2 separate regions of the Mus musculus genome follow, and region 2 is linked to region 1. Evidence: chromatin loops called from intact Hi-C (ENCODE). Cell type or tissue: left cerebral cortex. All regions are shown on one strand. Links, peaks and the distances in the headings refer to the core of each region. The heading gives the core; the rest is flanking DNA. Region 1 holds the start of Ppp1r3b (protein phosphatase 1, regulatory subunit 3B). Region 2 has its middle 8.6 kb from the start of Gm34853.

What was found. A loop is a pair of places that touch in the nucleus more often than their neighbours do. Peaks named below come from ENCODE experiments on the same cell type or tissue, not always from the same donor. Only the 100,000 strongest peaks of a DNase experiment are listed, where the experiment ranks them.
Region 2: a loop joins it to region 1, with 2.3 times the contacts of the local background. A loop is called at or near these places in 4 of 42 quality-filtered maps.

The regions. Positions count from the first base shown.
Region 1 is chr8:35,368,128-35,383,571 of GRCm38, reverse strand. It overlaps Ppp1r3b (protein phosphatase 1, regulatory subunit 3B), which reads right to left and starts at 6,910. Exons shown (of 2, transcript NM_001364452.1): 1 at 6,819-6,910. In left cerebral cortex, for the core only: CTCF peaks have their summits at 4,776 and 7,060 (motif pointing right); DNase peaks (open chromatin) are centred at 4,259, 4,729, 6,996 and 7,926; H3K4me3 peaks cover 1,638 bases.
Region 2 is chr8:35,420,207-35,435,650 of GRCm38, reverse strand. No RefSeq gene overlaps it. Among named protein-coding and RNA genes, the nearest start is that of Gm34853, 8.6 kb to the left of the region's middle. In left cerebral cortex, for the core only: no CTCF peak of the experiment used is centred there; a DNase peak (open chromatin) is centred at 6,627.

The DNA.
Region 1 (15,444 bases), core at 3,438-11,437:
GGCCGGCCTGGTCTACAGATTGAGTTTCAGGGCTACACAGAGAGATCCTTTCTTGAAAACAAAAGAATATGGTTTCCTATTGCTTGCAGATTTACTTATTTGACCAAAAGATACCCACCCCCTTTTGGAGTATAGACCCAACGAACAATTGATCTGAGAATAGTTTTTGCTATACACTGTAGACTATTATTTGACAAGTAAAACTTCTATATTTCCAGACTGGTGAGATAGCTCAGAGAAATCCCTGAGACCCACATTGTTGATAGAGGAAACCAGTACCCACAAGTTGTCCTCTGACTTTTACACACGCTGCGTGGAGCACAAGAACCCATACTAAATAAATAAATAAATGCAATAGAGATGCTGTTTTGACGTATGGACACATTGTGGGATGGCTGACACACTTAACATGCATTTCCTCACGTACTTGGGAGGTGTGGTGAGAATATTTAAAAATCTACCCTAAGCAATTTTCAGATACACACTGTTATTAATGATGGCCTCCGTGATGATGCAATGGGTCTCTTGAATGTGCTCCTTTGGAATTAAAGATTCATATCTTTGGATAGATAGTTCCCCAGTTTCTCGGGGTGCTGCACCTTGCAGTCGCTGTTCTATTACATATTCAGTGAGCTCATCCTCTTCAGGTTCTACATGAATTGGTCTCCTTGACTCTCTGTAGCCAGCTTACTGCACTTAGCGCGGTGCCCGCCAGGTTCCTCTCCATGCCTCAACAATGACGCCACTTCATTCTTGTCTGTGATTGAACATCAAGCACTCCACTGTCTATGCACACCACATGGTCTTTGTGCATTCATCCCCTGAGAGACACTTAGCTAGGTTTCATATCTGGGCTCTGAGTATTGCTACATGAATACGGGACTATAAATGTCACCTCAACATCCTGATTGCCTATCCCTTGAATGCACACCCTAAAGTCGGTGGATCATGTAGTCATCTTTTTAAAAAGATTTATTTATTTATTTATTTATTTATTTATTTATTTATTTATTTATTTAATGTATGTAAATATACTGTTGCTCTCTTCAGACACACCAGAAGAGAGGACATCGGATCCCATTACAAGATGGTTGTGAACCACCATGTGGTTGCTGGGAATTGAACTCAGGACCTCTGGCAGAGCAGTCAGTGCCCTTAACCACTGAGCCATCTCTCCAGCCCTAGTCACTTTATTTTTAATTTTTTTTTAAAGAAACACCATGGTATTTTCTGTAGTGGCTGCGTTATCTTTTTGAAAGATAACCATCCTAATAGGTATAACGTATGATCTCTTAGTGGCCTGAATAATAAATACTGACTTAATCCAGTACAAAAGCGTCAAACTTGTTACACAAATATTGACTTGGTGTTTACCAAGCACTATGCTATTATACACTGAGACCTGTTGGTCAGAGTGGACACAGAGTTACTGTCACCAAACTTACGGGAGGTCTGAGTGCTCTGGCAGACCTTTCTTTAGAGAAAGGATGAGCGTTCATTGCTTCATACCGTGACATACAGGCAGATGTTTGCCTTGTCTACAGGTAATAACAGTTGTCAGAAGAATTAAAAGCAGTCCAGAGGTGGTGGTGGCCAAGGCAGCACTGGGGAAGCAGAAACAGGCGAATCTCTGAGTTTGAGGCCAGCCTGGTCTACAGAGCGAGTTCCAGTCTGGACTACACAGAGAAACTGCCTCAGAAACAAACAAACAACAAAGATAAATAAGAAAGAAAGAAATAAAAAGCAGATGTAATCACACTAGACATTAAGTTAATTTAAACCATATTTTTCTATAAGTGAAAATATAAACCCCAAAAGATTACAAACTGGGAAATTATTTTTCAAAAAACATGACAATTAGGTGTTATTAACTTCAAATACAGAGTTCTTACAAAGCAGGAACAAAGTCAAATAGTTCACACAGGAGAAAGAGCAAAGAAAAAGAGCCTTAGCAGATGTTAGGATAAAACAATTATAAGTGGCTCACAGATATGCAAACTACCCAGTCTTAAGGGTAATGTAGGAAATTCGCTGGAAGTTGGATGAGATGGTCCTCGCCTGTAACCCAAGCTACCCCAAAGGCTGAGTGAGGAAGCCTGCAAGGTCAACGCTTGCCTGGACTGTATAGGGAAACTATTTACAGTAAATTAGTTAAATTCAAACATAGGGAAAATTTATATTAGAAATGCCTGCCTTTACCTAATGGATTAGGAAAGAATTATAATGCAAAAGATTTTTTTTCTTATCAAAATTGGCATAATCTAAATGTTCTTATCATTTTCACTCCAATAGCACATGAAACATCATATACCATAAATAAATAATTAAAATATAAATGAAACTAACAGAAAGGAAAATAATGAGAATGCCTACTAAGGATACCTCGTAAAAATCAATCTTTCCATATCCATATCATTTAATTTTATACCACTAATTTCATTTTTTGTAAAAGTATTTAAATGGCATGGACATTCTTATTTATGTTTTGGACTTTTGCTTTAAAAAAAAAGTTTATTTATTTTATATATGTAAGTATACTGTCATCTTCAGATACACCAGAAGAGGGTATCAGAACCCATTACAGATGGTTGTGAGCCACCATGTGGTTGCTGAGAATTGAACTCAGGGCCTCTGGAAGAGCGGTCAGTGCTCTTAACCTCTGAGCCATCTCTCCAGCCTGTATTTTTGGTTTTGAGAGAGGGCTCACTAAATAACTCTGGTTAACCTAGAACTAGATATGTACACCAAGCCAGCCCCAAATTCAGAGATCTGCCTGCCATTCCCTCTGCCTCTGCTTCCTGAGTGCTGGGATTAGAGGCATGGGCCACTGTGCCTAGCTATTTTTTTTTTCTTGTATTGTTAATGTGAAAAAGAGCAGACAGAGTTGTACACAAATACCAGATATGAGAGAAAAGATTATGGATATAGAAATTGTGTAGAGACACAGTCTGCTCTTGGTTTTGTTTCCCATGGAATCAGCTCTTGGTAGTCAATTGTGGTTCAAAAATATTAAGATGAGAATTTCATGAGTAAGCAACTAATGAGTTTAAATTGTGCGCCATTCATTCTGAGCTACATGAGGCCAGCCCACTCCTTTCTTCAGGAGCCAATTGCCCCTTAGCCAACATAGCCATGATGTATCCATTTGCCACCAGCCCATCAGGGACTTTTTCAGCCATCTCGGGTATCAGACAGTTGCAGTCTCAAGGTTGCTCACTTTATTTTATGACCCAAAAGCACAAGAGCGGCTATGTAAATGAGGCACTTGGGCATTTAACAGGGAGATGACCTCTGGAGCTGTGTGGGGGTGGGGGTGGGGGGGATACTGCAGAAAGGAAATTCAGAGTACTCGGGGCTTGTGGCTGCCTGGAACCTTGTTACGTATGTGTTGTGGGTAGGTAGCAGGGACCATTTCTAAGGTTAAAAATGTCAACCGATGCATATAACATGCTTCCTTAAAGTGTTTCCTGCTTTGTGTTTCCTTATGTCTTCTAAAACAATACTGCTTCTATGATCAGGAAGAAAAAAACGAAGCTTAAGAAAACTTTCCAAACCGCTCTGACACCTCACTAAAGCTGTCTGCTTTTTTATTCTCCTTACAAAGGCAGATTTACAGGACACTTAACAGTGGTCTCAGCTGAAGAAGCTAGTGATGATCAAACCTGGATTCAAATCTCAAATCTGGCCGGGTGGCGCTCGCTTTTAACCCCAGCACTTAGGAGGCAGAGGCAGGCAGATTTCTGAGTTCGAGGCCAGCCTGGTCTACAAAAGTGAGTTCCAGGAAAGTCAGGGCTATACAGAGAAACCCTATCTCGAAAAACAAACAAAACCAAAAAAAAAAAAAAAAAAAAACCAAACAAACAAACAAACACAAAACAATAAAAAACGAGAAAAGGGGGGAGAGAACAAGCCTCCCTCTCTCCTCCTCTCCTCTCCTCTCCTCCCCTCCCCTCTCCTCCCCTCCCCTCTCCCCTCCCCCACCCCTCCCCTCCCCTCTCCCCTCCCCCACCCCTCCCCTCTCCTCTCCTTTCCTTTCTTTTCCTTTCCTTTTTTAAAGATGCATTGGTCTTATGGGTATAAGAAGCCTGGTTATCTTGTTTTGCCTCTGAATCTGTGCACTTTCCCAAGTGGCCATGGCTAAGGTCTGCTTGTACCCGCAAAGCCCATATCTCACTACTTCCCTTCCAGTGAAGGAAGTAAGCCAGAGAAAAAGCTCCAGAGAGAATTTGCTGGGTCTGGTCTGGTCTGGTCTCAGGGCTGTGCACACACAAGGCGGTTCCTAGAGAGGGAAACTCTAACTGAACTAGCTTTACACACGATCAATGGGCTGACCAACTCAATTTTTTTTAAAGGATTCATAACTTAACAAATTGAGTTATTCATATCCACTGCAAAATGTTGTTAGAAATATTCTTCCCTTTTCAACTTTAAGGTAGGTATTTCTTATTCTGTTTAAATATGCATTAAAACTGAACACCAGTTGCATAATGGCATGTGGTCCACATTCCCGACTTCCCCACTGCCCACCCTTGAAAAGCTGGGAGTGAATGGGGGAGAGGTGTTCACCCCTGCTAGGCACTTACTTCCTCCTGACTTGAGTCAGCACAAGGATTAGAGTCCCTCTGCAGGTCCTCCAAGCTCTGGGACCAGCCTCAGGCATGCCTAGCAAATGCTGAAAGGTTTCTCTGAAGCAGCTTGGTAGAAAATGGTGGGAAATTCTCAAGTGGAGGCGGAATACCAAAGCATGCTAAAGACTCTGCTGCCCACTTACCACCCAGGAGAGCACACTCTTGTGTTCTAGTCCCGCAGGCTCGGGAGCTGAGGCCATTGGTGAAGTTGTACTATTGGAGCCTAGCATGTAAACTCACCATGGCAGCTCCCTTTATTATTAAACTGTAAGAACGAGCTGAATTGACGGTGGAGAGACAAGTTTCTATTCAGAGCCTGAGCTCAGGAGACAGTCCCAATAACATTTTCAAGAACTTTTTTTTTGCAAGATTCTTCCATGAGAGGCAAATGTGAGTGAGGTTCTTCTGATAGCCCAGGAGTTACCACTGGGACTCCTGCCCTGCGGAATTGCGTAAGCAGTCCTGGCTTGGAAACCCTTCTTTTTTTCCCTCTGGGTATCATCATCATTACAGGTTAAGGACATTTACCCTTGTGGCCTCTATCAAGGGTGCGATGTGGCAGTGGGTTGTCCTCACAGAACATTCCAGCTTTTATTAACCTCATGCTCATCCAAGAACTGGTGTAGTAAAGTGCTTGTGTGAGTTTAGCTTTCCTGACTCTCAGCTATGGATGTCTCAACAGGACTGTGACAGTGATGATGGCCACTTAGAAGTACTTTCCAGAAACCGAGACAGTCCACCAATAGTTAAGTCCCCTAAAGGAAGGCAGCTGGACAGGTGCTTGAGGAAACATCTTCACAGCCACACACTCGTGTATGTACTGAAGTCCTTATTCTGTCTCCAACACTGCCCCAGGCTTTCCTTCTACCGAGGAAACAGGCAGTAGCAGAGACCACCGATGCACATTTGAGCCGGTAAAGCGACACAGGACCTGGACACAGTTGCAGGACAGGATCCCAGGAGCCTAAGGAGCTGTTTCCCAAGAACAATCACACACCCTGCTTTCACGTGGGTGCCTCAGAAGTCAACTGCCTCTGAAGAGAGCTTGGGCCAGGTTTGGGACGCTTGCAGAAATACCTTCTGTGTCCTACTGAAATAATGTGGTCTTTCAAGATGCTGCCAGCCTTAGAAGGCCAGTAATATTTCTTTTAAGCTTGACAAGTCTGAACAGAAAAACAAAAACAAAAAACCAAAAAAAAAAAAAAAAACCAAAAACCAAAAAAAACAAAAAACAAAACAAAACAAAACAAAACAAAAAAAACCAAAACCCACAACCTGCCTAGCTTCAGGCAGTTGAGCGACTGAGTTTCTGACTGAGACCTTCTTTCTGCAACTCTTCCTCGCTGATGTCAAAACCAAGTTAACAATAACCCACCGCAACACTACATTAGATAAATATCCTCAACCAATTCAAGACACCACCATCCACTCCTCCCCCCCCCTTTCAGCAAATCTCGGTTCTCTCCCCAAATGTCTAGCTGATACTTTTATATGTATGAAGTTGACATTGGCCCCCTTTTGTATACAGACCCTAATTATTACAGTTTTAATGTATACACCCCTCAATCCTTGAAGAGAAATGTTTTTGAATAGGGCCGCATAATGAGCAGTCAGGTAGCTTTGAATGAGGCAGCCCACACCAGCTAATAAGGGCCAAAGACAGCAAGAAGCTCAGGCCTAAGAAGGCCTCTGCCCAGCTGAGCTTTAACAAACGAAGAACTCTCCGGGTTTAAGGGTTTCTTCTGAGGTCACTTGCAGCTTTGACCTTCAAGGTTGCTAATAGGGCCCCGATGCTTCTCTTTCTACTAACTTTCCCCTAAATGGCCCTAGTTTACTTCAGCTGTCTCTACTTTCTCCCTGGCTCCTGGACGTTCTTGCCAAAGGGACCAGTTCCTTCCCTGCCTAGGCTGAAGAAGCCTTTCTTTCTCCTGGACCCGCAAGCTGAGACAGGGCCACATTCCAGCAACTCTGCAAGTTCCCCCACTCAAGTCTTTTTCAACTTTCTCTGTTTCCCCGTGGGCCTGCCATCCCCTGTTCTGAAGCTGCCGTCCGGTTCAGAGCCTCTCCTCTGGGTTCAAAACGGTAGCTGTGAACAAGTCCCTGGGGGAAGGTCAGCGAGTCCCCATCCCACCAGACACAGGGTGTGCCTGCACCCGCCCTCGCCCCAGCTTAGACTGGGTCTGCACCTACCTCTCCCGGCGGCGCCGCAGCCGGGGCCGCTGCTCGCTGGCCTCATGGGAGAGCCTGAGAGAAGTGTCAGGGTTGATTGCTGCCACTGAACTACGTGAGCGTCGGGGTGTCCCGGGGGTAGGGCCTGGGCTTAGTTCCCGGAGACGAACAAGGAGGAGGAGCCCAAGTTATCACATCAGGGCGGGACCTGGCGGCGGGACAGCCCAGATGGGGGCAGCGCCTCGCGAGCACCCCCACGCGGGCTGCCCCGTTCCCGGGTGGAGCTCGCCTCGAGCCCATTGCCTTCCGAGACCCGAGACGACACAGCGTGTGCCTCTTGCCTGTGTGCAGCAAAAGGAGATCTGAACCTAAGTGGGGAGTAGTAGGGACTGGTCCGCACTACTTGATGGAGTCAGGGCTGGGACACGGGTTTCTCGCGTCTATTTCGTAACGGGAAACTGAAGCCCCGGGAGCTTGTATTTGGACTCCAGATTCTGCCACAAAAAACTAGAATTATCTTCCAAAGTGTCACATCTCAGGTTGGGGATGTGCCACGTTAGGACTCGAGACATCCTTTCTGTTCAGGACACGTTTCGCAGGCTAACTCGCTTAGGGATCTCGGGGGTCCCCTCTAGGCTCCATCCCAGCTCCGGTGCCTGAGATGTTTCTGCACGCTGAAGCGACAAGCCACCCGAGCCCAGCTAGGGGATTCTACTACCTGGGAGTCAGTGTTAGTGGGACAAATGGTAAGTGTCGGAGAACTCCCCCGCGTGCCCCTCACCGCAGATTTCCTGGCTCTGGACCTTGAACTAGAGGCTTGAGGAGGTACGTACCCGGTACCACTCTTGAGTACGGAGGGGAGACCCTTCAGCCCGCCCCACCATCTGAGCTGGGTGACAGTGACAGCAACCACGACGGCAAAAGTGGGGCAGGCACTCGGCTTGGTCCACGCAACAGCAGCCCTCTCACCTGCTCACTGGATTGCAGCACTCTGGATTCCAGCTCCAGCAATCTGTGGCTCACTTTAACTTTCCAGCCACCTCTCCCCACTAAGGGTGCTATCCAAGACCACCTTACCCCCACCCCCACGTGAACGCAGGACTCAGCCAATGAGCTTCCGGGACATGAGCCGCAGACCAATAGCTACACTTGGGGCGAACAGCACTCTACCACGTGATCTGCAGTGTGTGGCGAGTGACAGGGCTGGAGTCCAGGATCTGGGAAGGGGACAGCGGGTCACAATTTCATCAGGAACCGGGGTACCCATGCCAAGGGGTGGAGGCGATTTCCTACGGTAGAAGGTCCGGCTGTAGAGAGACGGACTGAGGAGCACAGGCTGTGTGCAAAGTTCCCCACTGCTAACAAAGTTCTAGCTAGATGGTAGACTCCCAAGTGTGGAAGGCAGTGTTGTCTTTCCTTTGGCCCCTCCTTCTCCCGCCCTCTTAGGACAAAAAGCCCCAGGGTTCACAGATGGCCATGACCTTCTCAGAATGCCCAGAAGCAAGTGTTCTCTCCCCATTTTGATTTTATCTGCAGCAGTAGTGTCCCAAGCATTCACTGGATCTTGCTTTTGTGGCTGTTACTCTAGCAAAATCTTTCCCTTAGCGATGTTATCTGGCAGAAGAGCATGACTCTCATGCTCACAGTACTGCACAGGTGAGAGAGGATTAGTAAGGTGGGTGTGTTTAGGAAACAGCCTGACTTCGGTCCATACAGTAGCCTGGAGTTCTATACAGGGTCTGAACACTTTAGGAAACAAGGATTCCTCTTGGGAAACCTATGGCCCTGAGCAGCCACTTGAGTGAGGTAGGCTCATGGTTTTCTACCTTTAATGACTAGTGAAAATTTGGGAAGTTGCTAATTGATACAGGATTGCCAACTTTACAAAGTGTTAAGTCAACACACTAAAACAAACAAATCTACCACCCGCCCTTTCTGTTTTGAAACAGCCTCTTATTACATAGCTCCAGCTGATCTCCAACTTAACCCTGTAGTACAGGCTAGCTGCAAACTCATAGCCTTCCTGGGTTATAGGCACGCACCACCACTTACTGACTTTTTTTGTTAAGTTTTTGGTTTTTTTGGTTTTTTTGACAAGGCTTTTGTGTGTAGCCCTGGCTATCCTAGAACTCACTCTGTAGACCAGGTTGTCCTTGAACTCAGTGAAAGAGAGAGAGAGAGAGAGAGAGAGAGAGAGAGAGAGAGAGAGAGAGAGAGAGAAGAGAGAAGAAGAAGGAGGAGGAGAAGGAGGAAGAGGAGGAGGAGGAGGAGGAGGAGGGGAGGGAGGAAGGGAGGGAAGGAAGGAGGGGAAGATGGGGTCGGGGGAGACACATGGCTACTGGGTCCAGTGGAGAAGGTTGATTGTAGATGTGAAGGAGAACATAGCCATAGGCAGAGACATCTGGGAGAGTCCAGAGCAAATGTGACCCTGAGCTAGGCTACGTGAGGAGAGGAGGGAGGGGAGAGGAGAGACCAAAAGACCAGGAGGATAAAGGGTAAATGAAAAGACTCAAGTAACAAAAATGCCTAGACAGCTTTTATAGGGAAGGGCAGCTTGGGGAAGGGCAACCCAGTCCCTGGGCTGAGAAGTTCTGGTTGGGGTAGGGCATTAGAAGAACCTAATGACCATGTTTCCTTTGATATGTTAAATAGTCACCTTAGTTAGCCACTTGTTCCGGGTTTAGATCTAATACTCAGAGATCTGCCTGCCTCTGCTTCTTGAGTGATAGGTGTGTGTGTCACCTGGCCCAGCTACCCCTGACTTTAGAAAAGTATTCTTGCTTTGAGAACAACAGGACACAAGAAGATCATTATTCATTAACTCCTATTGGATGCATTTAGACTTATGGAAATTGACTGTTTAATATGATTTGGGGGCAGTTTACACTAAGGGATATAGGAGCAGCTTTCAATATGAGTAGACATGCAAGTTTATAACACTAATGGGTTATACTCATCTGATACAAGTGTAAGCATCCCCAGCCCAACTATCAGGGGGCCTTCCTCTCTTCCTGATGGGTAAATGTATAAAGGGCCACCTGTGGATCTGCTATTGCCAACTGAAAATCCCCTTGCATTAGCTAAAATTCAAAAGTGAATAAAGCAAAGTTGTATTAGTCAGGGTTCTCTAGAGTCACAGAACTTATGGGTTGTCTCTATATAGTAAGGGAATTTGTGGATGACCCAAAGTCTGTAGTCCAACTCCCCAACAATGGTCAGCAGCAGCTGTGAATGGAAGTCCAAGGATCTAGCAGTTGATCAGTCCCACAGGCAAGCAGGCGAAGAGAACAAATCTTTCTTCTTCCAATATCCTTATGTAGGTATCCAGCAGAAAGTGTGGCCCAGATTAAAGGTGTGTACCACCATGCCTGGACCTAGGACTTGCTTTCTCCAGATGACCTTGAACTCAGAGATCTCCTTGCCTTAGTCTCCTGGGATTCATAGCTACTATGCCTCAAGATCTCCATGCCAAGATCCAGGTCAAAAACTTGTGTCTTCCAGCCTCAAGATCTGGATCACAGGTGAGCCCTCCAATTCTGGATCGTAGTTCATTCCAGATAGAGTCAAGTTGACAACCAGGAATAGCCACTACACAGGTGCTGGCTACAATTCCAAATGAAGTGAGCATGCCACCAGAATGAGCAAAGACAGAGCCAAAAGTATTGCAAAATATATTCAGGCGAGGGGTGATCAGACCCTAGCTGGGAAGAACTTGGAACGAGCAAATATCATTTTATAGTGCGAGGGTTTGGAGTCATCTCTTACATACATCTAGGAAACCGTGGGTAATAATTTTCCTCTGTGGTTCAGCCGACTATTTAAAATCAGGAGAGTGGGCTAAACTTAGTGGTGGGACACCACAGTCTTAGTAGGTAGGAAAGTGGCGTCTATGGGTTTGAGAAGAGCAGTCTTTTTCTACAAATACAATAGAGCTAACTGGGATGTGTCTGGTGGACCTTGGGGCAGACAGCCTAGAGCCTGAGAGCTGGCACCATCCTTAGGATTGTGCCTGTTCTTTCAATGTATGGCAATGAAGAGAAAAGAGAAGGTAGGCACACCAAAGTCCCTCTTAAAACATATAGCATTGAATTGGCCTTAGTTTCACTTATTAAAAATCACCCCTCCCAGAAAAACAAATCAAAAGACTTAGCAGTGGCCAAACATAGAAATGACTCTTCTTCCATAATGTTCCCCCCAAGGCTGTCAGAAGCAACACTGTCTTCTTCCTTGCCCTGGGCATCTGGTGCCTCAGTCCTTATTCGTTTATTCAACAGCAGATTGAGTAGCTGCCATGCAAACCTGCTCTGTAAAATGCTTGCAAACTGATTTAATTCAAGCACACAATAGAAAGTTCATTCACAGATTCACAGCCATTTCTGTGGTGGTACATGCCTTTAATCCCAGAACTTGGAAGGCAGAGACAGGTGGGGCTCTGTGAGTATGAGGCCAACCTGGTCTGCAGAGTGAGTTCCAGGACAGCCAGGTCTACATAGAGAAACTCTATCTCTCTAAATAAACAAACAAACAAACAACAAACCATTCACTGTATTAGTGTGTGTGTATGTATGTATATATATATATATATATATATATATATATGGAAATTAGTCTGCAGTTCAAGTAACCCAACAATGGGCAGCTGTGAATGGAAAGACCAAGAATCTAGTAGTTGCTCAGTCCCAAAGACTGGGTATTTCAGGTTGTCTTCTGTATAAGCTGGGATGCTACAGAAGTAGATTCCAACAGATGTGCTGGCAAGTAAGTGCAAGCAGGCAGAGAAGAATAAAGCCTTCCTTTTTCCATTGTCCTTAAGTAGACCTCCAGCAGAAGGTGTGGCCCAGGTTAAAGGTGTGTACCACCACACCAGGACCTAAACTGTCCAGGGCCACTACATTTTGTTCTCAAGATTCAAGGATAATTTAACATTTACAAATCAACCAATGCAATACATAAGATAACAGAATCAAGGACCATCTCAATAGATAAAGGAGAAGCATTTAACCAAGTTGAATCTTACCTGATGCTAAGAATCATGCAGAAACTATAAAATAAGGAATGTTACAGGCTACATAAGACAGACCTATAACCAAGCAAATGGAGAAAAACTCCATTTTCACAGAAATCAGAAACAAGATAGGTGTTACTATTTCCTCTGCTCCTATTGCATTTACAATCTCAGCTAGGGTAGTAAGAAAAGAGAAAGAAATAAAGATGCACACAGGAAAGGAAGGAGTCTAACTGTCCCTCTGGTGTGAGATTACAAAGACTCCCCCTGAAAACTCCCACAACGATAACCACACTTAGCACAGTAGCAAGACATAAAATTAAAATATATAAAAAAAAATCTAATAGCCTTCCTCTATACCAATAACTGACATTCTGAAAAAGAAATCAGGTAAATAGACCCATTCAGAGTTACCTCCAAAGAAAAGAAATAAAAAAATACCTTGTAACAAATCTGACTAAGGAAGTGAAAGGGCCTCTCTAATAAACCTTAAATTGCTGAAGGGAAAAAGAGAACATACTAGAAGACAGGGGCCACTGTCATCCTCGTGAATTGGAAGAATAAATATGAAAATAGTTATCTAACCAAAGACCAACTCAGTACAATTCTTCACAGAAAGAGAAACGCAAAAACAAAATCCTAAAATTCATGTTGGAGCAAAGATCCTAGAAAGCAAAAGCACCCTGGGGTGCTGAGGCCAGGTTGGAACCAACAAGGGGTGAGGAGGAGGGCGGAGCAACAGGGGGAGGGGCCAAGAAGAGGAAAACCACACGCGTTGCTTCTCATTTGTAGTTCTTGGATTTTATAAAGGGACATAAATCAAGGGTCTATACTTGACATGAAAGAAGAATTAAAAGTTTCTATGGAAACAAGACTACAGGAAGGGGAGGGGGAGGAAGGAGGGCGAAGACTTAAGAGGGCGAAGACTGAAGAGAAGGATAAGCTTAAAGTATGCTAAATATTTGCAGGAATGTGGACCTCGTGAAACAGAACTATGCATAGTGAATATGTGCCAATTACAATGTTCTTTAAAATGGGAAAACATGGGAGAAACATAATTTTATTCCCAAGAAGCACGTAAGCTAATAATGATGCCCAGTAAATGTATAAAAGGTAAGTCTGGGCTCGGGAGGTGGTTTTACTTTTCCTGGGGAGATGTGAACGGATTCAGTGACAGACAAAAGAAAGGATGCTTTCTTAGTTTAGTTTCGTGAACCAAAGAATTTATGTGGCTTACTCACAGGACCGGGGCTGATAAGAATAATTGCGTCCCGCCCCAGCGTGGGGGCGTGACCTCCTGAAAGATGGGTAGAGGAATTCACACCTTTGTGTAATCTTTCATGTTATATGCTATAATAGGCCTTCAAGACCAGTGGTTCTCAGCCTTCCTAATGCTGCAACCCTTTAATACAGATTCTCCCGTTGTGATGAACCACAACCATAAAATTATTCTGTTGCACTTCATTTTGCTACCGTTATGAATCAGAATGTAAATATCTGATATGCAGGATATGTGATAAACAACCCCTGAGAAAGGGTCATTTGACCCACAAAGGGGTTGTGACCCCCAGGTTGAGAAGCACTGCTGCAGATCATGCGCAGCTGGGAGGAGAGAGTAGCATCTAGAGAGAGTAATGGCTAGACACTCTCTCAGGTAAGGGTCCTTTAGTCACAGCCTCCTTTCACTAGGAAGTATTATCAGCCCCGTTATCTTTCTTGAAGACCTGACTACAACTGTATGCACTGCTTATCATGACTTAGGGCCAAGGTTATTCTGTGAATCAGTGGAGCAATCGCTCTTGCTGGATGGAGATGGGGTTGTGATACATGCAGAAGGAACAACCATTCCCCAACACGATAGATAAGAAGCCACCTTGGGATGTGTGTATCACCTAGGGTGGAGAATGAGGAAGGGGAAGATGGCTGCCTGAGAATTGAGCACTGAGCAGATTAAGTTATGACTGAAGAAGGCAGAACTTGGCAAAGACAAAGAATTCTAGAGCCTCCTCTTCCTCCTTCTTACCCTTCTTCTCCGCCTCCCTCCTCTTCTTTTTCCTCTTCCTCCTCCTTCTCTTCCTCCCCCTCCTCCTTGCCCTTCTTTTCTTTTTCCCCATCCTTCTTTTTCCCTTTGTTCCCCCTCAACTTTGTCATTCATCTCTTCCTCCTGCTCTCCCCCCTCCTCCCCTCCCCTCCTCTTCTTCTTCATTTTTATTTTTCAAGGCAGGGTTTCTCTGTGTAGTCCTGGCTGTCCTGGAACTCACTCTTGTAGACCAGGCTGACCTCGAACTAAGAGATCTGCCCACCTCTGCCTCCTGAGTGCTGGGATTAACGGTGTGTATCACCACTTCTGGGTGAAATCTTGTCTTCTTGAGGTGTCAGGGCCCTTGTTCTCATGAACAGCTGTAGCCAACTTCAAGGGTGTGACTCATGCTCCAGGGGATGGTTCTACACTGTATATATGGGCAGTACCTACTGGACTCTGCGGGTTATTAGAAAAAAGAAGACATGAAATTAGAAGGAGGATTGAATTATCTGTAAAAAAGTTTTGGGGAATGGAGATGGATATGACGAAAATATGTTTTGTACATGTATGGCATTTTTAAACATAAGCAAAATTAAAAAAATTACAAACAGGTTAGTTTCTAGTTTCCATGTTAGACAATTCTTTTTGTTTGTTTGTTTGGGTTTTTTGTTTTGTTTTTTGTTTGTTTGTTTGTTTGTTTGTTTCAAGACAGGGTTTCTCTGTATGGCCCTGGCTGTCCTGGAACTCACTCTGTAGACCAGGCTGGCCTCCAATTTAGAAATCCACCTGCCTCTGCCTCCCGGGTGCTGGGATTAAAGGCGTGCGCCGCCACGCCCAGCCCAGACAATTCTTTTATCCCTGTTAGAATTGGCTTTCTGTTCATCCAGAAACTCTGAAGAAATATTGTTAATGTTTTATCACTTCGATGCATTTCAAAAGTTTCAAAAACATCTCACCTAAGAATTGCAAGAGAAACAACCTCTAAGAACATTTTTAGTTCTAAATATTCTTCCTCTCCAAGTGAAGGAATTGAAGATATGAAGCTGAATCAGAATGAAGAGAGCTTCAATCTGCTTGGTCAGAGTAGAAAGTGGGACAGACCCTTTCCAAACCGCCCCCCCCCCCAAAGTTGGTTTATATTTAGACAATGGAGCTGTTTGCACCTGTTGGTGCTACAGATGTGTTCTGGGTGCATCGTGTTACCTGGGGGCCCCGTTCCTCTCTCGAATTCCGCTGACGTTGACTCACTAGCATGTGCTTTACAGAGTCAGAAGGATGGGAACTAAGACAGGGTTCTATAAGCCTGTGTCTATGCTCAGACCTTGAGTTACAGACACAAAGGTCCCAGAAGTTGGTAGACCATTTCCCTCACTACTGAGGGCTCTTGAGCTCTTGGGTAAAGTTGGTGGAGGACCCACTCTTCAGAAAGCTATATACCAGCTTTAAGGTAGAGCAGTTGTCTAGTGCACCTGAAGCCCTGGTTCTGAGCCCTAGTAAAGATAAGCCAGTAAACACAGAGATAAAATTGATTTGACTGATGACTTTGGTTTTGGCCCATAGCCTCACACTCTGGGCCATTGCTTTGTAAATATAGATACAGTTTCTTTAGTTTAGTTTGT
Region 2 (15,444 bases), core at 2,387-10,386, 53 kb before region 1:
AGATAGATAGATAGATAGATAGATAGATAGATAGATAGATAGATAGATGGATGGATGGGAGGGAGAGAGGAAGGGAGGGAGGGAGGGAGGGAGGGAGGGAGGGATAAGATAGGATAGATAGAATACATACATACATACATACATACATACATACATACATACATACATACAACACATGATCTTTGGTGACTCTTTCGAACTATGACAGTCTTGTTTGAAATGTACCTGGGATTTGTGAGCACAAAAGAACTTGCTTGAAGTTTAAATGATTGGTAGCCCAAGTAGTCTCACCTGATGTCTATGTCCTACAGGTCTCTAGGAGTTCTGGTGGTCAATCTGCATTCGATACGTGGCTTCCTCTCCATTCTGCCCCTTCTGTAGGCTCCTGTAGGAACAGATTGGGTGGAAACTGGCTAACTTTGGAGAAGCCATACAGATCAGAACTGGCGAGTTAAATCTTAATGCTGTACTGAAATATTAATTGATAAAATATAATGTCTGGAATTTCCTTCAAAATGGCCCATGCTAGAAGGGCAAGTGAGCAGACAATTTGATTAGATGAGACTAAGTTAATAATTGAAGCACAAGGGCTGGAGAGATGGCTCAGCGGTTAAGAGCACTGACTGCTCTTCCAACGGTCTTGAGTTCAATTCCCATCAACCACATGGTGGCTCACAACCATCCGTAATGAGTTCTGATGCCCTCTTCTGGTGTGTCTGAAGACAGCTACAGTGTACTTCTATAAGTAAAATAAATCTTAAAGACAAAAATTGAAGCACAGAATAATTGCACCCTGAGGTTCATTATACTATCTTGTTTTCTTTTGTATATGATTGAATTTTCCATAATAAATCATTTCTATATGGCTGCTGAGGTTACTATTGTAGAACACCTTAGCTGAGTCTCTGGTTGGGGCAGTTTTCTCTCTGACCATCTTTCTCTTTGACATGTTTGCTTGGCTCTCCTCTTTTCCCTGAACTTCAATTCTTTCCCCTTCCCCCTATTATGAAGCACTAAATCCATAGGATCCTTACTTACAACTTTTAATTTTTAGTCAGTGTACAGTGAGCTTCACTATAACATTTTCAGGCATGCGCGTCAGTGCACTTTGAGGGTATTTACCCCTTCCTGTGACTGTCTTTCCCATTTAAGGCTAACGCTAGACCAAACAAACAAAAGCAAAGGGCTCTTTTTATGTACTGCAAATGATGTCATTCTTTGGCTAGACTCCTCCTTCATCTACATTGGGGGGAGACTCTGCTCTTATAATCAAGCATACCCATTGACAGTGACTTTGTGAACCTTTGGTTGTCTCCTGAGGAATGCCACCTTCCTTCTCACCCACCTGGATCTTACACCCAGCTCAAAAAGTCACTGTGTTTGCCCACTCTCTGCCCTTTGTTTAACCTCACAGCAGAATAGAAAGAATGGAAGGTGGATGTTTCTTATGGTTGTGGGCAACAGAATTGAGAGTCTTTCTAGAACATTCTGTCTGGAGAAGTCAACCTTAAGAGATAAGCCTTGTTTATTTCTGATTTGGAGGGCAAGGAGAAATCCCCACGACCCCTAAAACTTTCTCTTCTGATTTCTCTCCCTCACACAACTCTTGCTCCCTTTACGAGAACTTCTGGCAAGAAACATGTTGACTCATGGTGGTTTATCACTTCCTTCCTCTGGCTCACGTCCAGTCAGGATGCTAATGAGCTGTCAAGTGATAGGCACTTGGGAAAATGGACGACTTTCTAACATTGGAAACTCCATCATCTTAGCCTTGATAATCTGGAACGGATAGTGACAGGTGGAGACAGGGTTGCCAGAGTGAAGTTGGATGCCAACTACCTCCTGCTCGCCAGCATGTGACTGCTCTTCTTCCTTTGAAGACGACATTCTATCACACCTATTTGTATGTGTAGACTTTGTGGCAGCAATAATGATGTGTGCATCGGAAGAGTTTGAACCTCAGCTCCGTTGGGTGGATGTGTGGGATGTCTCATCTTAGAGAGCAGATTTGCTTGGTGACAAGCAGATAATTCTCTCCTTCTACACTTCCCTTCCGTGACCAGAAACTAGGCAGGATACACAGCTCAAAGCCACCCAGCTGTGGGAGAATGCCTTTCCAGGAAGACGGAGAAGGGCAGTCATGAAATATCCAGACTCATGATTACATGACTTTAGTCTGGTCACTTTGGGTAGGCTGAGGCATGGCATGAGGTAAAGTAGGGTGGGGCAGGTGGAATCACCTACATTTTATAAGCCACTGGAGTAGAGGAGCCAGATGAAATGTGGATGCCCACTTACATTGGAATTTCAGATCAGTGATATGTTTTAACATGAGTAAGCCCTGCATGTTGCATAGACACATGTATTAAAATAAATATATGCTATTTATCTGGAATTGCATGGGTTTTATTTGCTGGTAACCCTGAGAAGCCATGCAACTCCAGATAAATAGTCTAGTGGCCTATCTGCTGAGCCACTAAATGTGGCAAGTGGCAACGGAACAGTTTCTAGGTAGAGTGAACGTTATGAGTGCAGCAGTAGGATCTTATTCTGACCCAGTTTAAGTGCAAAAAAAAACAACCAAACAACCAACCAAACAAAAAACTTCTTTTATTCCTTGGGGACTGTTGGAAAAAATAATAGTTGCAAATGAAAAACAATTGCTAGCCAAAGGTCTTTTGTTGTCTGGGTTGTGACCCACAGAGAAAGCTTACTGCTTAGGGTCCAGAAATGATGTTCTAGCCTACATCCCCACCCACACTTTTACTGCCTTCTAAACATGTACTGCTTTTGTTAAAAAAAGCTTTCAGTGTTTACTAGAGAAAGGGTCATTAGTCCATCGTGTGTCTGTGCACCATCAGCCTCAACAGTTAAAAGCTCCCAGTCAACACCGCCCTGTCTACATCACCCCATCCACCCACCCCAACCCCAATAATGATTCTGGAATGGAGCCCAGAAAGCAGGAGCTTTACGGCTTCGTGTCTTTCTCTTCCTCATCATACCTTCCAACTCCCCACAGCAGAGTTCTAAGGTGACAAGGCTAGAAATGTCTTTGAACAGTGTTCCCATTTGTACAGTTCACTAGTTATCTGCCTTGCCAAAACAAGAAGCCCTGGGTCCTCCTTGCCCGGCTTCCTTCACGCCCACAGTTTGCACTTGGGACTTTAGTGTTGGAAGCCACACCCCAGTCATAAGACTTTGGCTAGGTCTGGGGCCTGGTGACAGTGGAAGGAGTAAGACGTGGCTTTGCTCACAGCTCTGTGAGATCCTTCTGGGAGCTGACTTAGCCACACATCCTTGAAGCTTTCCCTGTCTCTTCACTGAGCTTGGATCCAAGCGCCAAGCGAGGCACAAAGCTCTACCCTCGTGCTAAATATATCACCGGGTCTTCAGCACTTAGACAGTGATAACACTGGAAGGATTATTAAAAGCAGCAGAAACATGCTACTAAATCAAAGTTGTGTAAACTGTGCTATTGGTGCGATGTGGAATATTCTGTGGTGCTCATTGAAATGACGTCATAAAAGCATCCTTGTTGACACAGCTTTGATCCTATATTGTTAAGTGAAAGATAGCTTCACAGCCTCATTTTATCGATCTTTATCCTGGAAAAGACTAGCATGGTTAGCTCTTAGGCATAAGGTTATATTAAAACCTTGAAGTCTCAAAACGATTATGCGTACTAAGGACTTCCTTCTTGTCGTTTTTATTTTTAAAAAAATTCTGCAGTTGTCAGGTTGGACTTGTGTGATTATATATACGCTAATGCACATATATACATCAGAGCAGTAGGAGAACATTTTAATGGGTACATTTAGACACCCTACCTTCTGCACACAGCATCTTCCCCTTGTATCCGCATGGGGCATCAGGCCCACCAGGGTTCTGGATTACTCTACTTCTGCTAAGGTAGGATGAGACAGTGGTAGATACCTAGCACTCAGGTAGCTGAGGCAGGAGGTTGGTGAGTTTGAGGCTAGCTTGGGCTATAAAACAAAACAGTCTCAAAACAAAACAAAAACAAAAAACAAACAAACAAACAAAAACCAGCTGAAGGAAAAGAACCCAAAGGCTGGTATGCCCATCCCCCAGAACCCCTGCATTTCCCACAGAACCCCTGTGTGTCCCAGGATGGTCAACAACTCAGTTTGCCTGGACTGAGGGCTATCCTAGGCTACAAGATTTCCTGCGTTCACTGAGAAAGCCTAGGCCAATTTTGGGACCAATTGGTCAGTACTTCCCAGGCATAGAGGTTGACTCTGATTCCCTTCGTAGAATGCATTCTCCCACAGGTCTGAATTCTTCTGGTCTCAAAGCTAGGAGGGCATGAAGTTCAGCAGGTGGAGCAGGACTCAGAAACAAAACAAAACAAAACAAAACAAAACAAAACAAAACAAAACAAAACAAAACAAAACAAAACACTCTGCACTTTTGTCTCTGCATTTAGCCCAGGGCATGCTTTTGTTCTGTGTCTGAGCTTCCAGAAATAAAATGAAATAAAAGATTATCTAAATAATTCAGGACGAACTGGTTATTCAGTGAAGTACTTTCTCACATCCACTATTAAGGACTCCTTTTTTGTAGGCTGAAGCTAACGTTTATTCCATTCCTTTGGCTCTACGTTTTCCGGCTAAAGCTTTTAGCGTAAAACAAAAGAAGAAAGGGGTCAGGGACCGGAAGAGAAAAACCACAGCCAGTGTGGGAAGGAAACCTGTCGCAAGCGGAAGTCTGTGTTAACTGCACGGAGCTTCAATGAGGTTTGCCTGTGCGCCCCAGAGCTCAGGTTTGTAAACCGAGGCAAAGGGATGAGGGTGTCAGACGCTGTGACGTGTGTCACCCTTTGGCCACACTGATCTAGCTGTGGGACGTGACAGGGAGTGTCTGCCCAGAGCTGGCCTGGCTCACTCGGGTAGGTCATGTGGGTAGCCGATGGACCTCTCCGCATTTCTCTGTCTTGACCTTGGAGGTCAAGAGTGCAGAGTAGGAGAGCGCTGGCAAAAGTTAGACGTGACCTGTAGTTCATCCACTTCCGGTGTGCTGTTTGAGAAGTTATTTGACCTCACTATGAAATGAGTAATGTGAATGATACTCTTCTTACTCCACATTGATCTTTCTCCTCGCCAGACACCTGGGCACGATGAGACCTGCGGTCCTTTCAAGACAAGAAAGAAGCTGATCCAAGGAGTACAGAACAGCATTCGCAGCTCTGTGTGCACAGTGTCCTCTGAGCTTGGAATCCAGGACTTCTCCAATGGGAAACCTTTTCTTTTCTTTTCTTTTCTTTTCTTTTCTTTTCTTTTCTTTTCTTTTCTTTTCTTTTCTTTTCTTTTCTTTTCTTTTCTTTTCTTTTCTTCTCTTCTCTTCTCTTCTCTTCTCTTCTCTTCTCTTCTCTTTCTCTTCCTCGTCTCTTCCTCGTCTCTTCCTGTCTCTTCCTCGTCTCTTTCTCGTCTCTTTCTCTTCTCTTTCTCTTCTCCTTCTCTTCTCTTCTCTTCTCTTCTCTCCTCTCCCCTCCCCTCCCCTCCCCTCCCCTTCCCTTCTCTTCCCTTCCCTTCCCTTTCTCTTCTCCTTTCTTTTCTCTTCTTTTCTCTCTTCTCTTCTTTTCTCTTCTCTTCTCTTCCTTCTCTTCCCTCTCCTCCCCTCTCCTTCCTCTTTCTCCCATCTCCCTCCCCTTCCCTCTTTCTTTATTTTTTTGGGACAGGGCTTCTTTATGTTGGCCTGGCTGTCCTGGAACTCATTCTGCAGAGCAGGCTGGCTTCAAACTCAGAGGTCCACCTGTCTATGCTTCCTAAGTGCTGGGATTAAAGGCATGTGACACCACTAGCACCACTACTACCCCTTTGTTAGCTTGTAGTTATTGTACAAAATATGGAGTTTCATGAAGACATTTTCCTACCAACAGATGATGTACTTTGGCCCCCCACTGCCATTACCCTCCCTTAACCCCACCCACCTTCCCCTGCTAGCCTTCTTCTACTTCTCTCCACACCAGAACTTTAGATTTATCTTTGTTTTCCAAGACAGTCTCCTATGTAGGATTTCTTGTGGCTCATGAGCTGCTTTTGCAGAATGCTGGGAAACTGGTTTGTGTGAGGAGAGAGGACAGAGGAGCCCTGGGCACACGAGGACTCCCAGTTCCAGCTTCAGAGCAAATGAAATCAGTCTCTGTGCTATCAAAGATCCCCGGGCCACAGATTTCTTCAATGCCCTTCCTACCTTGTCCTCACCAGCAACAGGATCTGTCAAGGTTTGGGGAGACAAAACCATTCCTAGGCATTCCCTGCTCTCTATCCTTGGGGAAAACAGTGACATCAGGAGAGAGAGTCCACTTGGATTGTTGGTGGCGATATAGAGTTGGGAAGAGATGGGTTCAAGTGCAGTACTCACACCCCTCCACTTCCCCATTTTGGAAGAATGTGAATAGAGAGGAGAAGGAGGAGGAGGAGGGAGAGTCGGGGAGGGGGAGGAAGAGGATGTTAACTTGAATATGAGACAGATTTCTGAAATTACAGGGAGAGCAGTGGCAGAATCACTTTGATGCAACTTTCTAGGAACAAGTAGCTGGGAGCAGAATGAACGTGGCTCTACATTCTGCTGAGCTGGCATCCACCTCAGTATGCATCACACCTCTTCTCTGAAGGAGCGTGGGCGTGTAACCAAACTGACACAGGCAGACACCCCGAGTCCCATGAAAACCCCACCCACCTCCGTGAGCAAACCTCATCCAAGGACCCAGCACCAACCCAACTATCCAGAAAAGCAAGCGCTTCACTCTCCTTCATCTACGGAGAGGAGACAGGAGGGCAGTGGATCAGTGGGGGATGTGATGCGTTCAGGCAGGCTTTGCTAGAGAGAGAGAGCGCATAGTGGTGTCAACTGACAGGAAGCAGGTAGCCCAAATATGCAAAAACCCTTCAGTGGTCCAGTTCTTAGAATTTGCTAAGGTTTGAATGTGTTCACCACCACCCATGAGTAAGAAACAATCCCAGAGCAACCACGGTGAGAAGAAGGACCCTGCAAGAACTGTGCCTTCATTAACAGAGTAGTGGGTTGGTTTTCATGGAGTGGGGGCCCGGGAAATGGAAAAGTTCCACTTCCTTCTCTTGTTCTGTATTGCTGTATTGCTTTCTGCCCTCCATTAGAGTCAGTAATCCACGAGGATACTCATGAGATATGAGGCCCCTGATCTTGGGCTTGCCAGCCCCGAGACTATAAAAAATAAATATGTATTTTTATGATGGCTACATGGCTAATGCTGATAAACACACATGCAACCACAGGGTGGACCCAAGCAGTCTCGGAAGATGACGCTCTGGTTCTGAAAGGGAACAGTAACGCATTCGCATTGTGAAAGTAGTCCAATAGGGAGAAATGAGAAGGAACTCTCCCCTAGCCTCATAGGCAACACGTTAGGGAAGAAATCAGGGAAGTAAGAAGTTGCTACTACAGCTGGCGGAAGAGAGGTGAAAGATTTCAACCAATAGCTTTTCAGTGTAACTACAACTGAGAACTGCTTTGAACAATTTTTATTTTATTATTATTTATTTTCTATTTGTGTGTCTGAGCATATTGTGTATGTGTGTGCATATATATGTATACACACACACATATGCCATGGTACGTGGGTGGAGGTCAGAGGTCAACCCTGGGACTCCTTCCACCATTGGTTCAGGTCCACAGGCTTCGGCGGCACATGTGGTCAACCCTGGACCCACCTCACCTGCCCTTGAGAACGAACAACAGAGGAAGAAAAATTCCAAACTGTTCTGGTATGAGATTTGGGATATTCTGTTTTTTTTTCTCCCTCTCTATTTGTTGCTTTGTTACTTTCCTGCAAATGCTCTTACTATATAGCTCAGGCTAGGCTCAAACTTCCGAGCCTCCTGCCTCAGCATTCTAAGTACTGGACGTAGAGGTGTGGGGAAACCATCTGTGCCTGGCTTACATTCCTTACCATGTAAATATCATCTTCTAAGACTCCGTTTTAGCTAAGGATTGCATCCAGTTCAGAACTCAGCAAAGAACACACATGCTGAAGTTGTCTAAGTCAAGGATTTTATATCTGTATGCATATATCCTCCCATTCTCTTCCTCTGTACGTTTCAAACAACGGTACAGGCCCCAGTACAATCATTTGGTTTTCTTCCCGGACTCTTGGCTAGCATCCCGCTCCCTGGCTCAGGAAAGAAAGAAACACCAGCGCCCAGAAGTTCAAGTCTCTGCCGCTGCTCCACAGTTCCACGCTCAAATAAAACTGCCCTGGTTGGTTTGCATTTGCATGTGCAGTGTGGTGGTTTGAACTTGGTCTTCCTATAAATGAATCTATCTGGGGAAATAAATCTGGGGGTTCTTAGGTCAGTACTAATACTATGAGAGTTTGGATCCCAAGAAAGCGCATTTGTCTGGTTTGTGCATGACAGCACTCAGGGACAGATTATCCCAGTTCCTGAAAACACTTAGGCCTATATACTTAGGACTTAAGTACCCATTTATGGCTTCATAGTGGCATTTCAGGATCTATACTCAAGTTTTAAAGAGACGGGCATTTCTAAATGGTCCTTTAAAAGGTCCAGCGAGCACAGTATTGATCATTGGACTTTGGGGGGGAGGAGGTTCTATAGTGATGAGCGTCTGTGTTTTGATGGTGGAATCACCATGGCTCTGTGAAACCCCTTGTTTGCCAGGATGAGTATTTGCTTCTCTTTTTTTTTCTGGAACCTTCTGTCTGCACCATGGGACTATGCCGAGTGCTAATTGAGTTCATTTGTTTCCCCATCAGCCCAGCCCACCTGTATGAAAATAAGGGCTGCTCTGAGGAGTACGGGCGGGTATAACTGTGGGCAGGTGTCTGTCGTTTTGCCTAGACTGACATTTTTGTTTCCTCAGCTTCCTCATTCCCCCTGAGACCTGAAGACTTATTATAGCTGTATTGTGTCTTGGTTTTCTACGACTGCTTTATCCATCACCAAAAGCCAGACCAAGCACCCGAAACAGCAGAGTTTCACCGTCTCACGGCGGCCGCTGGTTTCCTCTGACGACTGTAGGCAGAGCCCATCCTGGCGATTGCTGGTGTTTCCTGGCTTGTGGACACATCACTCCAACCATTGACTTCACACCCACATGGTATCTCCTCTGTGTGTTTCCAAATGCCTTCTCTTTATACAGACGTAAGACTGCCTTAGGGCCCCACCCAGATGACCTCTCTGGACTGATTTTGTCCACATCAGCCCTATTTCCAAATAAGGTCTCTGAGGTGCCCTGAGTTAGAACTTCAACTTAGGAATCCGGAAGGGGGGAGGGGTACGGTTTCTCAAGCCTAATTGTCTAACAGAGCCTTACCTAGATCCTACATCCTACAGTGTGAGCTGCCCCGTGGACGTGTACCTCTGAGGCATCGCTTGCGAATGTGACAATAGGATGATGTGTTGTGGGCCAATACTATTTCTGACAGTGCTATATGCATCACACACACAGGCAGCCAACATGAGTTGTCTTCAAGATGTGGTTTACAATTTCTCAGAAGTTCTTCCGTTGTTTCTTTTTTCTTTTCTTCTTTTTCTAAGGTCAATATCATTTCCTTACTCACTTTGATTTAGAGACTTACGTTACCACAGTAGGTCAAGTTTCAAGAGCCGTCACAAGAGCAGAGCAGCCTGGAGCATGTACACGATTAGACAGCATCCTCTCAAACTGGACAGCCTCTCCAACTGTGTTTCAGATTTCCCCCGATCCCACCCATGAGTGGACACTGCAGATGTGTCATAGAAATACTTCATCAAATACGAATCTGACAATACCATATTATAGGCAAGATGCTGAAGAAAATGGAAAAAATGACCTGAGGTTTTGTTGTTGTTGTTTGTTTGTTTGACAAGCTCTAACTCCTATAATAATAGAATAATAGCCTAGTATCTCAAGGACCGAAGGATTGCTGTGGACTTTCATAACCTACCCAGGCAACCTGCAGAGCCTCCTCCGAGGGCGCAGGACCAGACTCCCATTCTGTGTTGACGTGGGCCTTATTCCAGGGCCTTCTCTCAGAGAGTTAGAGATTGCTATTTTTCTAGCAATAGCCTTCCCTGTAACTGTGAGCGTGGAGTCTCTCAGTCTGTCCACTCTGTGAACCTCTTTGATGAGGGCGCCGCCGCCTCAAACCATTGCCCTACCTGTTTGCTGTGCCCGCCCACTGGGCTTCGTTCCCTCTCACACATTAACGCCTGCTCAGTCTGTCCTTTCTGATGAATGATGGACTTTCTGCAATCCTACTGCTCACAGCAGAGATAGCATCGCTGTTTCTCCTTTCTCTGCCGGCTGCTTGAGGAATGTTTATGTGTTTCTTATTATTTGGTCTGTTTTACAATGTGAATTCCTGCTGGGGTTCATTGCATTGGGTATTACCGGGTATTTCATCTCATCTAGAACTTGCCCTCCCCTAATGTTTAATAACAGCAGTCTGTCTGAAGACCGGAAGTCCTGGTGCTTGGTTAACTTCAACCACAAATTAAAGTTGAAGAGATTTTTTTTTCTGTTTTTAGGAAATTGGTACCTTTATACAACTGTTGGTTATATATGTGTTGTGAAAAAAAAATGGAGAACCCTAAATGGATGGTGCATGGTAGGAGGAACCCAAAGAAAATGGATTCCCAGCTTCAAAGATGTTATAACAAAATGGAAAGAGGCTAGGTGCTGGAGCCAGAAGGTCTGGTTTAAATCTCATTTTTCTTACTGGCTGGTGGAACAGTTAATCTGAGGAAGGTGATGTCCCTTCTGACATTAACTTTCACCCACAAAAATAGGTTAATATTACTTACTTGAGATGCTAACTCAAAGTGTCTGGCACGCTCTAGGTATATAATAAAATATATTATTATTATTATTACTACTACTATCATTTTTTTACTTTTATTGTAAGAGACAGTGTCTCACAATATTGCCCATGTTGGCTCCAATGTCCTTAGCTCTAGTGACCCTCTTGTCTCAGCCTCTCAAGTAGCTGGGACTATAGATGCATGCCACACCCCCATTTCCCACCCCTAATCTCAACCCTACCTACACCCCAGCCCTGACTCAGAACTATTTATTAAACTCTGTGCAGGGATAAGATTAGCATTGCCATGACAGGATTTGTGGCCACCAGATGCCTCCGTTCATGGAGCTGACATTTAGAGCAGAAATTTAACTGTCCAGGAATCATGTATAGAGGAGCGGGTAGGAAGTGTGACCCCCTTCTCCCACATCTGCTGGCGGTCAATTGGCTTTATATGAATCACAGAAGAGCCCTCCAAAGAGACTCTGCCAACCAGCCCCTAGACACTGGGTCATCTATCCCATAGAAATCATAGTGCTCCCCTCTCCTCAAAGCCGACTGCAGGGGAGAGGAACAGACAACTTGCCCACGGAAGTCCCCGGTGAACTTAGAGCACTGTCTAAGTGAACCACTGCTGTGACAGGGGACAGCAGGACAGTTTGCCATTCGTGAGGTTCAGACACAAGCTTTCCCCACTGAGACATTCAGCTGAGAGCGGACACACTCTGTCAGGCTATAGTGTTGAATGAAAAGCACACAGAGCCTTTCCCTTGTTTTACTTCCTCTCTGCTCCCTCCCCAAACAAAGGGCAGGCCCTGTAAGTGCTTCCTGCTGAGTTTAGAGAGAAAGTGTTGGGTTTCAAGTCCAGCTCAGTTCCAGGGGCATCTGTAAAAGAATGAGACATCTATCTGTGCAGGGAGTCTGAGGACACACACCCTTGGTCCTCCTGGCTTTCAAAGGCAAGCTACTGCCATGTATCCCTGAGCACTGCCTTCCCCCTTGCTCTCCCTCTCTGGGTCCCCATAAAGGCAACATACTAGAGACCTTGGACTTTGTAACTGATGAAGTTGCTTTGAGGTTGGGGAGAATGGAGAGGTGGTAGCCTGAGGATGCTCTGGTATGCTTGGTCCAGCAACTTCACCCTGATGAGATAGTTCAGACTTGCTTTGAGAAGAGTCCTAGATAATGCAATGCTCAAGTTAATCTTTGTGGTGGTTTGAATATGCTTGGCCCAGGGAGTGACCCTATTTGGAGGTGTGACCTTGTTGGAGGAAGTGTGTCACTGTGAACATGGGCTTTAAGACCCTCATCCTAGCTATCTGGAAGTCAGTCTTCTCCTAACAACCTTCAGATGAAGATGTAGAATTCTCAGCTATTCCTGTACTATGCCTGCCTGGATGCTGCCATGCTCCTGCCTTGATGATAGTAGACTGAACCTCTGAACCTGTAAGCCAGCCCTAATTAATAACAATGAGCCTAGGCTGCCTGTTCCAAACTCCACCTAAGTGATGGGAGATATGGTGCTTCACTATCTAGATGAGCCTTCCCTACCCAGCAAGGAGGCTCCAGTGATCCACACACACCTTGCCTTTGCTTTGGCTACGGCCACCTCTCTCACTTCCTTGGGAAGGCCCCTGTTACCACTCCTTCATCCTTCAGTACCCTCCTCATGAAGCCTTTCATGGGAATTCAGTCCCATTGCTCATTTTTTCCCCCTCTCTGGCTTCTTCTCTGGTGTGTATTTTATAGTACTCTGCACTCTAATGATTTTCTGTTCCTTCTTCATTAATAATTGAGTCCCCTTTGTATTAACCATTACATTAAGTACTGGGGGCTAAGAGACTATTAAAACATGGCCTCTTCACAGAAGGAATTTACCATCAATTATAATGTGAAGAAGGAAGGAGCATTACATGGTACACTGCAAAGAGTGCTGATTTTATTCTGAAAACGATGAAAGCCATTGCAGAAGTTTTGAAAACTTTAACTGTTTTATTGAGGTATAATTGACACACAATAAACTGCATACTTGAAATGTAAAAGTTGATGTGTTTGGGTATCTTTATATGCCCATAACATCACTGCTACTATGGTGACTGTCATAGTCAATTTTTTTTTTCTGCTATAAAAGATTACCTCTGCTATAAAAGATTACCACTATTTGGGTAATAAGTAAACAACAAAAGCTCTTTGGTTTACTAGCTTGAAGCTCAGAGTCACAAGCTTGGACTGCATCATAACACGCACCAGAAGGGTAAGAAAAGAGAGGAAATTGGCTTGCCTCACCCTTTCTATCAAGACTTCATTCTCTTGATAACAGTGCTATTCCTAAGCACATGACTCCAGAGCCATTGTAACCCAATTCTCCCTCAAAGGTCTAACTTTTCCTCGTTGTTACTGAGATTTGTGGGTAACAGAGCTGTATTAGGAACTGTGTCAGGGTCCAGAAACATGGTGTAAGGAAAGAGTCTCTGATACTCTGGTGTCTTAAGGTTTTACTCCTGTGAACAGACACCATGACCAAGGCAAGTCTTACAAAGGACAACATTTAATTGGGGCTGGCTTATAGGTTCAGAGGTTCAGTCTATTACTATCAAGGTGGGAACATAGCAGCATCCAGGCAGGCATGGTACAGGAGAAGCTGAGAGTTCTACATCTTCATCTGAAGGCTGCTAGCAGAATACTGGTTTTCAGGCAGCTAGGGTGAGGTTCTTAAAGCCCACACCCACAATGACACACCTACTCCAACAAGGCCACACATACTCCAACAAGGCCATACCTTCTACTAGTGCCACTCCCTGGGCCAAGCATGTACAAACCATTACAGCTGGGTAGAAGTACTTTCTAATCTCCATGTAGCTTGAACCACTCTCTTCTACACACTCTCTTCTACACAGACACTTGGGAAGGCTAGCACGGTATGCCAGATGAGAAGTCTGCAGCTGCTTAAACTCCTCTCTCATGTGCTGGATGGTACCAAGACCATCCTGGACACACTGTGCGAGCTTGCTTGGACTTCTTGCCTGGCTTACTCCTGTCACTGTTCCAGTCTACATCCTGATGTTAGGATCCCTGGGCCTCTGCTGGCTTTCTCTCTGTCACTTCTGTCTGCCCTTTTCTTTAGAGCCATTTCTCTCCTGAATCCTGGGTGTGTCTTTTGAGCTGGCAGATAGCCATATATTCTTAGCATACAAGTGATCATTGTCCTAGTCATTGCCAAATGACCTGGTTCTTGCCAAATGTGAAGTCTACGGTCACAGTCACTCACGGGACTACTCAGTGGGGAGAATGTTTTCTTCTGATGTGCACTGAGACATCTGCAGAGATAACGGCTGGTACAGTGGCTCTTGGCTGCTTTTCTACCCTCGACTGCTAGATAACAGCTGGTGCTCAGAGGGCAAGAAGGTGAAGAATAAAAGACAAGGTCACTGGGTCACATGGGGCATGATATTAACATTTATGAGGCTTAGAGAAAGAATTTTTAAAAAATTAATGTTATGCATATGGATATTCTGCCAGTGTATATATCTGCCCCGTGTCCACAGAGGCCAGAAGAGGTCATCAGATCCTCTGGAACCAGAGTTACAGATAGTTCTTCACCTGTGGGAGTGGGGAATGGAATCACATTTGGGTCCTCTGGAAAAGCAGCCAATGTTTTTAACAGCTGAGTTATCTCTCTAGCCTCTAGAAAGAGAATTTTTAATCTCACTTCTTCAATAAAGTCTTATCAGAAACCTCAATCTCAGGAAGGTAATAAAGGGCAAAACCCATCGCCCCAAAGTCCGAACAGCCAGAGACAATGTCTATTCAATAAGAACAGCCAGAGACAATGTCCATCCAATAAGAACAGCCAGAGACAATGTCCATCCAATAAGAACAGCCAGAGTCAATGTCCATCCAATAAGAACAAGAATGGAGACTTCTCCAAGCATCATGGCTCCTCTGTGCTGCTGCAATGAGCATCATACCAGATAAAATATAAACAAAGGGGATTGGCTCATTGCAGTTCTAGATGTTGGTGAGCCTAATGAGGCATCAGGAAATTCTGTGACTGAAGAGGGGTTGAGGGGTTGCTTCTCCCTCTAACATGATGTTTTACTCTTGGGTCCTTGTGTGATGGGGCAAAAGGCATGGGTCTGTCACAGTAGTGATTACATCTCAATGTGTGTTTCAAACGGAGTGTTCAAACCATAGCACTGAACACATTTGCTCAACACCTGCAAATATTTCCTTCTTTTTCCCCAGGCAACAACTGATCTGGGTAATTCCTGATCAGTTTGGGTTTTCTGGAATTTGATAGTAAAAAGCAGATAGTATACATCCCTTATTCACTTAGCTTCTTTCGCTCGTCACCTTTATTTGGAGATCCATGTATGTTGTCTCCTCTATTAGCAATTCATACTCTTCACTGCTGAGAACCATCCCATCCCGTGACATGATAGAGTATTTATTAATTCATTTGTGGAGAACACCTGAGTTGTTTCTGCTTCTTCTCTGTAATGAACAATGCTAAGAAATTTCACATACGAGTGCTCATGTAGACACTTGTTTTCATTTCTTCCAGTCAGACAATGAGGAGTGGAAGTCTGAGTCATGTAGTAAATTCTTGTTCAACTTCCTAGATGACCTCAGAGTCATCA